Linked DNA regions of Homo sapiens: region 1 is linked to region 2. Evidence: read pairs that join two places in POLR2A ChIA-PET (ENCODE). Cell type or tissue: MCF 10A. All regions are shown on one strand.

What was found. ChIA-PET counts read pairs that join two places held together with the same protein. Peaks named below come from ENCODE experiments on the same cell type or tissue, not always from the same donor. Only the 100,000 strongest peaks of a DNase experiment are listed, where the experiment ranks them.
Region 1: POLR2A ChIA-PET joins it to region 2 with 8 read pairs; 6 of 35 experiments call an interaction of 5 or more read pairs at or near these places.

What each region holds. Positions count from the first base shown.
Region 1 is chr15:31,395,668-31,399,667 of GRCh38, reverse strand. All of the region lies in intron 1 of LOC105370939 (a long non-coding RNA gene), which reads right to left. It also overlaps a transcript of KLF13 not described here. Among named protein-coding and RNA genes, the nearest start is that of KLF13, 71 kb to the right of the region's middle. In MCF 10A, no CTCF peak of the experiment used is centred here; DNase peaks (open chromatin) are centred at 777, 1,517 and 2,357.
Region 2 is chr15:31,463,486-31,467,485 of GRCh38, reverse strand. No RefSeq gene overlaps it. Among named protein-coding and RNA genes, the nearest start is that of KLF13, 140 kb to the right of the region's middle. RefSeq lists an enhancer at 2,565-3,065. In MCF 10A, no CTCF peak of the experiment used is centred here; DNase peaks (open chromatin) are centred at 1,705 and 1,915.

The DNA.
Region 1 (4,000 bases), 68 kb after region 2:
CTTGTCCCGCACCCAGCCACGAGGCGGAGGTTAGTGCAGGTTTCAGCACCCTTGGACCTCATCTAGGAGTAGAGGGGGCAGGCCTAGGCCTGGACCTGGAGCAGTGGGTGTCAAGGAATCCCCTGTGTGGGCAGGATGGCTCTGGGAAACCAAGGGCAGTGTGTGGTGGTTTGGCACAGCTGACTGCAAAAAACTCAGAGATAGGCTGGGCACGGTGGCTCACACCTATAATCCCAGCACTTTGGGAGGCCGAGGTGGGTGGATCACCTGAGGTCAGGAGTTTGAGACCAGCCTGCCCAACATGATGAAACCCCGTCTCTACTAAAAATACAAAAATTAGCTGGGCTAATCCCAGCTACTCAGGAGGCTGAGGCAGGAGAATCGCTTGATCCTGGGAGGCAGAGGTTGCAGTGAGCCAAGATTGCGCCATTGCACTCCAGCCGCAGGGGGAAAACTCAGGGATGCAATTCCCTGCCATGTGGGTTGCCCCCACATTTGTGGGGCTAAGGGGCCCCTTGTTTTCAGAGGGAGCTCAGCTCCTCTCAGAGGGTGATTGCAACTTTGCCCAGTGGAGTCTGCTCTGCTTCTCCATCTGGTGCTGACATCCTCTAGGGCAGCCAGCACCGTCCTCTTCACTGAGGCAGGATAAGGGGCTCGCACTCTGCCAGGGACACACAGGATGCTTGGGGCTGTGTGACACTGAGCTTCCCTGGGCACAGGCTCCAGGGAAAACCCAGTAGATGACACAGCCCCGCCCAGTGGGGCAGATCAAAGGGAGCTGTGTAGGCGAGCACTAGGCGACTGTAGGGCTTGCCCACGGCTTCTTGGCCTGGCTGCAGGCTCTTCCCACCCACAGAGTCCTATAGCTGCCCTGGGGGAGAGGGAGGAGGGCACCGTGCATGGTTGACTCTTCCTGCTTCTCAGCTCCAACAGCCTTGGCCTCCTGCTTGATCTTTCCAAGGCCTGGGGGCCTGCTCCAAAGTCAGACACTCCTGATGTGGTACTGTGCCTGGGGACAAAGGTGGCTGGGAGGGCTCGGAGCCCTGAGCTTGAGCCCTGGGATGGAAGGGGTCGCTGCTTCTCCACTGGGGTCCAGGAGCCAGTGGGCTCTTGCTCTGGGAGTACCCTGGGGGCCAGGCAGCAGCACCGAGCATGCCCCTGAAATAGGCGCTGGCCAGAGCCTGGGTGTAGGCTGCGGGGTTGGCCCCAGGGCCAAGTTGGCTCCCTCATTGCCCACCACGCTCTGCTCCCAGCCACTACACACGAAATGCCAGCAGCTGTTTTGGTTTGGCAGCTTCTGCTGCCACCCCCATACGCCTTCTAAACTCGTCAGTGCTGCCGTGTCTGGTCTGTTGTGTCCTGGTGCAGCCCTGTCCCCTAACACCTGGGCTGTTTCCTTGCTGTGATGGCCATGGTTGTGCCTCTGAGGCCTGGGCTCCTTTCAACTAGGGTTGGAGAATCTCTGAAAACACCACCAATTAAGGCCCCGCCCGAGCAGGAGCATCCTGTGCTTTGTGGTGGGAACCTGTCCAGGCAAAGGCCTTATCCGAGAGATCAGGTAAATTACTGGGTAACTATCGGAGCCTGAGCAGAGACGCAGGCCTAGCAGGCTCCTTATTAGGCTAATTACTGGCCCCGGACTGCGTAAAACCCAAGATAAACTCAGGGTCGACCCGGAGAGCAGCTGGGAGGTGGTGTTTTCCTGGAGAGGCACTTGCCAGAGGCCCTCAGGCTGAGGCACAGGAGAGAAAGACTGAAGAATTCCCCAGGGAGAGTGGATCACCACCCCCCCCGCCGCCACCCCCAAAGACCAGAGAAGTCTGCAGACCCCACATCCAGCTCCTAACTCTGACCCCCTCCACGTCCTCATCTGTGTAGTTCATCCCTCTGACATTTATGATGTGCCAGGAGCTGCTGGCCACTGGGTATGGTTGAAAATAACATAATAATAATAATGTTACAAAATCAGCCTCACACTGTACAAAGAGTAGCTCATTTAGTCCTCAACAAATCCATCTTCATTTTATAGATGGGGAAACTGAGGCTCAGGGATGTTAAAGGACTTGCTAGCAGCTGCTAGAGCTGGAAGCAAGAGGCAGCCCTGACCCCAAAGGGGAAACAGGCCCAGGAACTTCCCAGCGCCCCTCCCTTGAGGACAGACAACGTTGGCAGGCCACGGCCCCTCCCACTCCGAGGCGTCTGGACCTCTTGGCCTGCAGCCTTTGCAAGTGCGCGTCACTGAGGAGGAGAGGGCGCCACCGCCCCAGGCCTGAGAATGGTCGGCAATGGGCGGGGTCGGCGGCTCTCTGGGCTCGTAATTATTCTCCCGGTAATTATGCTGGCGCTGGGCGTGGCCTGAGCGGAGCGCCGGGAAGCCTGCCCACCCTGCCACGTGCACCCCTGCCCTGCCCTGCCCTGCCCGCCCCACCCCACCCCACCCCGCCCCACCCTGAACCTGGACACCCTCTTGGCCTCAGGGCCTCAGGCTTGTTCCCAACCCCCCTTTGCCCATTTCCGCCTGGGAAATGACCCCTGGCAAATGTTCCTGTGGCAAAGTCAAACGAAAAACCTGGACTGGAGGACGGAAAGTGTCCTCTGGGCTCAGGGTAGGGACAGGCACCAGCCCCTGAGCCACTGTTGAAACCACCACTGCAAAATTATAACCCAGACAGTGAACGAGATCTGACTTAACTAACTCCATCTTGCTTCTAACCTCCAAGCTGTCCTTGTTCATTCCTAGGTGTAAGCTGAACTAACTTTGGGAGAAAACTTGGTTTATAGTTTATAGTTTAAAACAAAGACTGTAACATCCCTTTCCCAAAGCAGACCTCCTTCCTGCCTAGGGACTAGACTGCCTTTGTAGCTAGGACTAATAAATTAGCCAAAAAATTAGAAATTATGGTTTAGGAGTCACGCAGCTGGAGGCTACAAGATTCTGACTTTCCCAAGTTGCTTCTGGGGATAACATCACTATTGTAAAGCCTAAGATCCCTAAAATCAGTGCTTGAGATATTTTGCAGACCCTGTACTCCATGGATCAGCTGGCACCACCCAGGTCAATAAACTGGCTCATCTGATCTTGTGGCCCCAAACCAGGAACTGACTCAATGCAAGAAGACAGCTTCGACTCCCTAAGATTTCATCACTGACCAATCAGCACTCCCAACTCACTGGCTGCCCCCCAACCACCAAATTATCCTTAAAAACCCTAGGCCGGGCGCGGTGGCTCAAGCCTGTAATCCCAGCACTTTGGGAGGCCGAGGCAGGCAGATCACAAGGTCAAGAGATCAAGACCATCCTGGCCAACATGGTGAAACCCTGTCTCTACTAAAAATGCAAAAATTAGGCCGGGCACGGTGGCTCATGCCTGTAATCCCAGCACTTTGGGAGGCCGAAGTGGGCAGATCACCTGAAGTCGGGAGTTTGAGAGCAACCTGACCAACACAGAGAAACCCCGTCTACTAAAAATACAAAATTAGCCGGGCGTGGTAGCGCATGCCTGTAATCCCAGCTACTCAAGAGGCTGAGGCAGGAGAATCTCTTGAACCCAGGAGACGGAGGTTGCATTGAGCCAAGATCGCGCCATTGCACTCCAGCATGGGAAACAAGAGCGAAACTCCGTCTCAAAAAAAAGAAAGAAAGAAAGAAAAACAAAAAAACCAACCCTCCCAGGGCACGTGTATCACAGGCCCTGAGGGGACAACAGCCAGAAAAGCTGGTGAATGTCCAGTAGGCAGAGGATGGAGGATCAGGGACTCTGAGGCAGACTTCTTGGGCCGGAATCTCAGCTCCACCACCAAGCAGCAGCATGACTTGGGAAACTCAATTCCACATACTTTGGGGGTTTCCCTCCCCCATTTTTATTTTATCAAATTAATTTTGATGTGATATTATTAAGTGAAATTAAATGTCAAAACTGTAGATGAAATGTTGCCATCGGGGAAATGCAAATCAAAACCACAATAAGGTACCACTTCACATCCGTGACGATGGCTATGAA
Region 2 (4,000 bases):
ACAGTCACCCTAGAGAAAAGCCACAGGCTCATGGGCAGTAGGCATCTGGGGTAACATGGCCGGGTCCCTTCTCCAGGGACTTTTCTCCAGGGGGCCTGGCTCACGTTTAGTCAAGGAGCTCCATACCTGTCAGGTGGCTCTGGAATTCTGGAAAACCTGATGCACTGCTGTGAGTCTACAATATGGCTACCTAAGTAAGAAATTTCACCTTCAAATCTGCAGTGTTTTCCAATAAAATTAATTTTATTGAGGTGTATTTTATATACAGTAAAATACACAAATATCAAAGTATACTCTGATTAATTTTGGCAAAGACACCCCCCAGGTCATCATCACAGCCAAGATACAGAACATTCCCACCACCCCTGAGACCCTCCTGCCCTTCCCACTGCCCCCTGCCCTCAGAAGCAGCGATTGCACAGGTGTGCTCACTTTAGATTTATTCTGTATAAACCTCATGCAGCATGTGCCATTTCTAGTCAGTTTTCATTTGCTCAACCTGAGGTTTCTGAGATTCATTGCGATTGTTGTGGGTTTCAGCAGTTTGTAATGTTTTTTGATGAATAGTCTCCTATTGCATTGGCCACACCACCATTTGTGTTTGTTTTCTTATTAATGGACATTTGGGTTATTTCCAGTTTGGGAATAAAGCTGCTATGAACATTTGTGAGCATTTGGTAGACACAGGCTTTCAGTTCTTCTGGATAAATACATAGAGTGGGCCGGACGCGGAGGCTCTCTCACCTGTAATCCCTACACTTTTGGGAGGCTGAGGCGGGTGGATCACCTGAGCTCAGGAGTTCCAGACCACCCTGAGCAGCATGGTGAAACCCCATCTCTACTAAAATACAAAAAAATTAGCCGGGGCCAGGCGCGGTGGCTCACGCCTGTAATCCCAGCACTTTGGGAGGCCAAGGCAGGTGGATCACGAGATCAGGAGTTTAAGACCAGCCTGGCCAAGATGGTGAAACCCCCGTCTCTACTAAAAATACGAAAATTAGCTGGGCGTAGCAGTGGGCCCCTGTAATCCCAGCTACTCAGGAGGCTGAGGCAGAGAACTGCTTGACCTGGGAGGCGGAGGTTGCGGTGAGCCCAGATTGTGCCACTGCACTCCAGCCTGGGCGACAGAGCAAGACTCCGTCTCAAAGAAAAAAAAATTAGCCGGGCATGGTGGCCCACGCCTGTAATCCCAGCGACGGGGGAAGCTGAGGCACGAGAATGGCTTGAGACCCAGAGGCAAAGGTCCAGCTTGGGCTACAGAGCAAGACTCCGTCTCAAAAAAAAAAAAAGAAAAAAAAAATACATAGAGTAAAATTGCTGGGTCACAGGATGAGAAGTGTGTACTTAACTTTATTAGAAATTGCCAAACAGTGATCTAAACAGGTTGCATGGTTTTCCATTCCACCAGCAAATGGATTCAGTTACCTGAGACAGGACCATACCACGTCCATTTTTCTGGTGCCCATGCAGTAGCCCCCACAAACGTACCTGGAGCAGCCCAAGTAGCTGTCTGTTCCTTGCACATGGGGTTTTCCACATCTGAGTTAGGCACATGCATGGAAGCACAGAATCCCGCCATGCCCCATGGCATGTTTGCACAGGCCTGCGCCATGTGTTCCTCCTCCCAGGAGCCTCCCCTGTCTCATGCCTCCTCCTACTCCCTTCCTCTTGGAGGTGGAGCTCACATTCTGCCCTCTGTCCTGGTCAGCCTCACCTGTGCCTCCTCTCCTCCCTCAGGTGTTTGGTGTCTGGGTGCCAGGATCTTGATTTGCCCCTGTGCCTTTGAAGGCTCAGTCGATGGTGTGATTAGCACCCTTTCCTTTGGTGCAGAAGAGAAGACTTCCTCTGCGCCCAGGTGAGCTGGGTAAGCAGCCTGAGCCTGGGCATGCCCCTTGCCCGGGGAACAGAGGTGACTCCCTGCCATGCAATTCCCAGGGAGTGTCTGGGAGTGCCCTGGGAGGAGCTCCACAAAGCACCAGGGCTCAGCTCTGCCCCAGGCAGGGACTGCCCAGGAAGGAAGACTTCTCAGTGGAGGTGAGGGCTGCACAGGGCCCTGATCTACTCAGACAGAGAAGGGGACAAAGGGGCACCCCAGCAGATAGGACGTGCACTCCTTCCACAAACTGCCTGAGGACTGCTTTGTGCTGGGCTCACTAAGTGTTGTGGATTTGTCCAGGAATAACACAGCCCAGTGTCCTCCCTTAGTGGTACAGAAGGCAGGAAAGTTAGCATAGGCGCTGCTGTGACAAGAAGGAACAGGGACAATAAGAGCCAGGGCGGTGGCCACTTTCCCCTGGGTCTGGGGGCTCCTACAGTGAGCCCAGGGCTGTCGTGACACAGCCTGGCCACTCTCACATCCTTGACGGGGAGGATCACCAATGCAGCTTTGTGGATGAGGCTCAGAAGGGATAAGATCATCTGCCCAGGGTCACACAGGGAGGAAGGAGCCAAGCCAGGCTGCAGGGTAACTTGGCCGAGTCCCTAAATCTGCACTTGTCCTGGACAAGCCAGCAGAGGGACAGGAAGCCAGAAGTGACCAGGGGCCATTCATCAGTAGCTGGTGGTGCTGGCCAGCCCTCAGGTCATCAGAGCTAGGCGGGCACCATCCTCCATGGCCCCTTCGTGTCCACCCTATTGTCACAAACAGTGCAGGGGCCATGAAGGGAAGGAAATGTGACCAGAGCAGTCCTCGTCCCCACCAGGCTTTACTGCAGGAGACAGCATGGCCCTCCTGCACTCAAGTCTGTCCCTGCCTCCCAGCCCTTAGAGCTGGGCAGCATGAGGCCACTGATGGCTCCCACTGTGCTAGCTCGCCTTCCTCCACGGACTGTCTCAACAAAGTCCCAACACTCATCAGTTCCAGATTTGTGCTCTGTGTTTTTGACTTTCCAGGTTTCCATAACTCATCCCAGCCACTGGAACTGGAGTTCTCTGTGGGGTGGATGAGGGTGTTTGAGCCACGTGTCCCCTGCTCTGATGAGCTCAGCAGCCCTCACCTGAGCACTTCGGCAGCAGAACGGAAGGAGGAGTTCTGGAGGAGGAGAGGCGGGAGCCCCAGCCTGTCTGCTGTTGACCTCCCAGGACCAGCAGGAGCACCTCAGAGACTGGTTCAGGGGTGGGAACCAGTGAAGCGTAGAATATTTCCTGCCAGTCCAAGGAACAGCTGCTATCAGAGTTCCCACGTTTGCAGAAAATGCTTTGCCCTAAGCAGTGAGGTGAGAGCTGGACACCTGCATGGTGAGCACCGTGGAAGAAGAGACCCCTGGTTGGCCACGTGCTGTGTCCACATCAGGGTTTTTCATGTTTTATTCTTCTCACCCAGGAGAAAAAAAGTAAGTTGCCTGTAGCCAACCAATTATTTATTTCTCCTTTCAAATCTAGTATCTTAACCAGTGAGTTAATTCTGTAGTTCTAGATTTTACTGCAGTTTTTGATCAGTAATTCATAATCTGGAATCCATAACCTACTTGTGCTACACCCAACAGTAATAAAATTGGAAGGTTGGGCTTGATGCTTTGTTTATTATCAAATAAAGCCCAGCAGTTTATTCTCCTTTGTCACGAGCAAGCAGTTGGAGGAACACGCCTGACCCATACATTTCCTACCGGAAAATAGGAATGAGCAACGATACTGTTTTGGAAAAACTCTCTCAGTTGTGTTTTTCCTCTGCTCTCACACCACCACAACCATCATCACAGAAGAAGACTTCTGTGACCAAAGGCGTGGAGGTTTCTCCTACACACCAGGCAGCAGACACCAGCTGGGTGTCCTCCACTTCAACTCCCACACTGTCTACCTGGAAAGTGGGGCAGATCCTCTCTTAGGACTGCCCGGCTCCCGGACACCAGGTGCAAGTCCAGGCCTCTGGAACTTCTGACCAACCAGCTTCAAGTTAGAGTTCCCACAACCCTCTCTGGGTTCTATTAGTTTATTGGAGCAGCTCACAGAACTCAGTAAGAAACACGTTTACTATTATATATAATATTTATTATTATAAAGG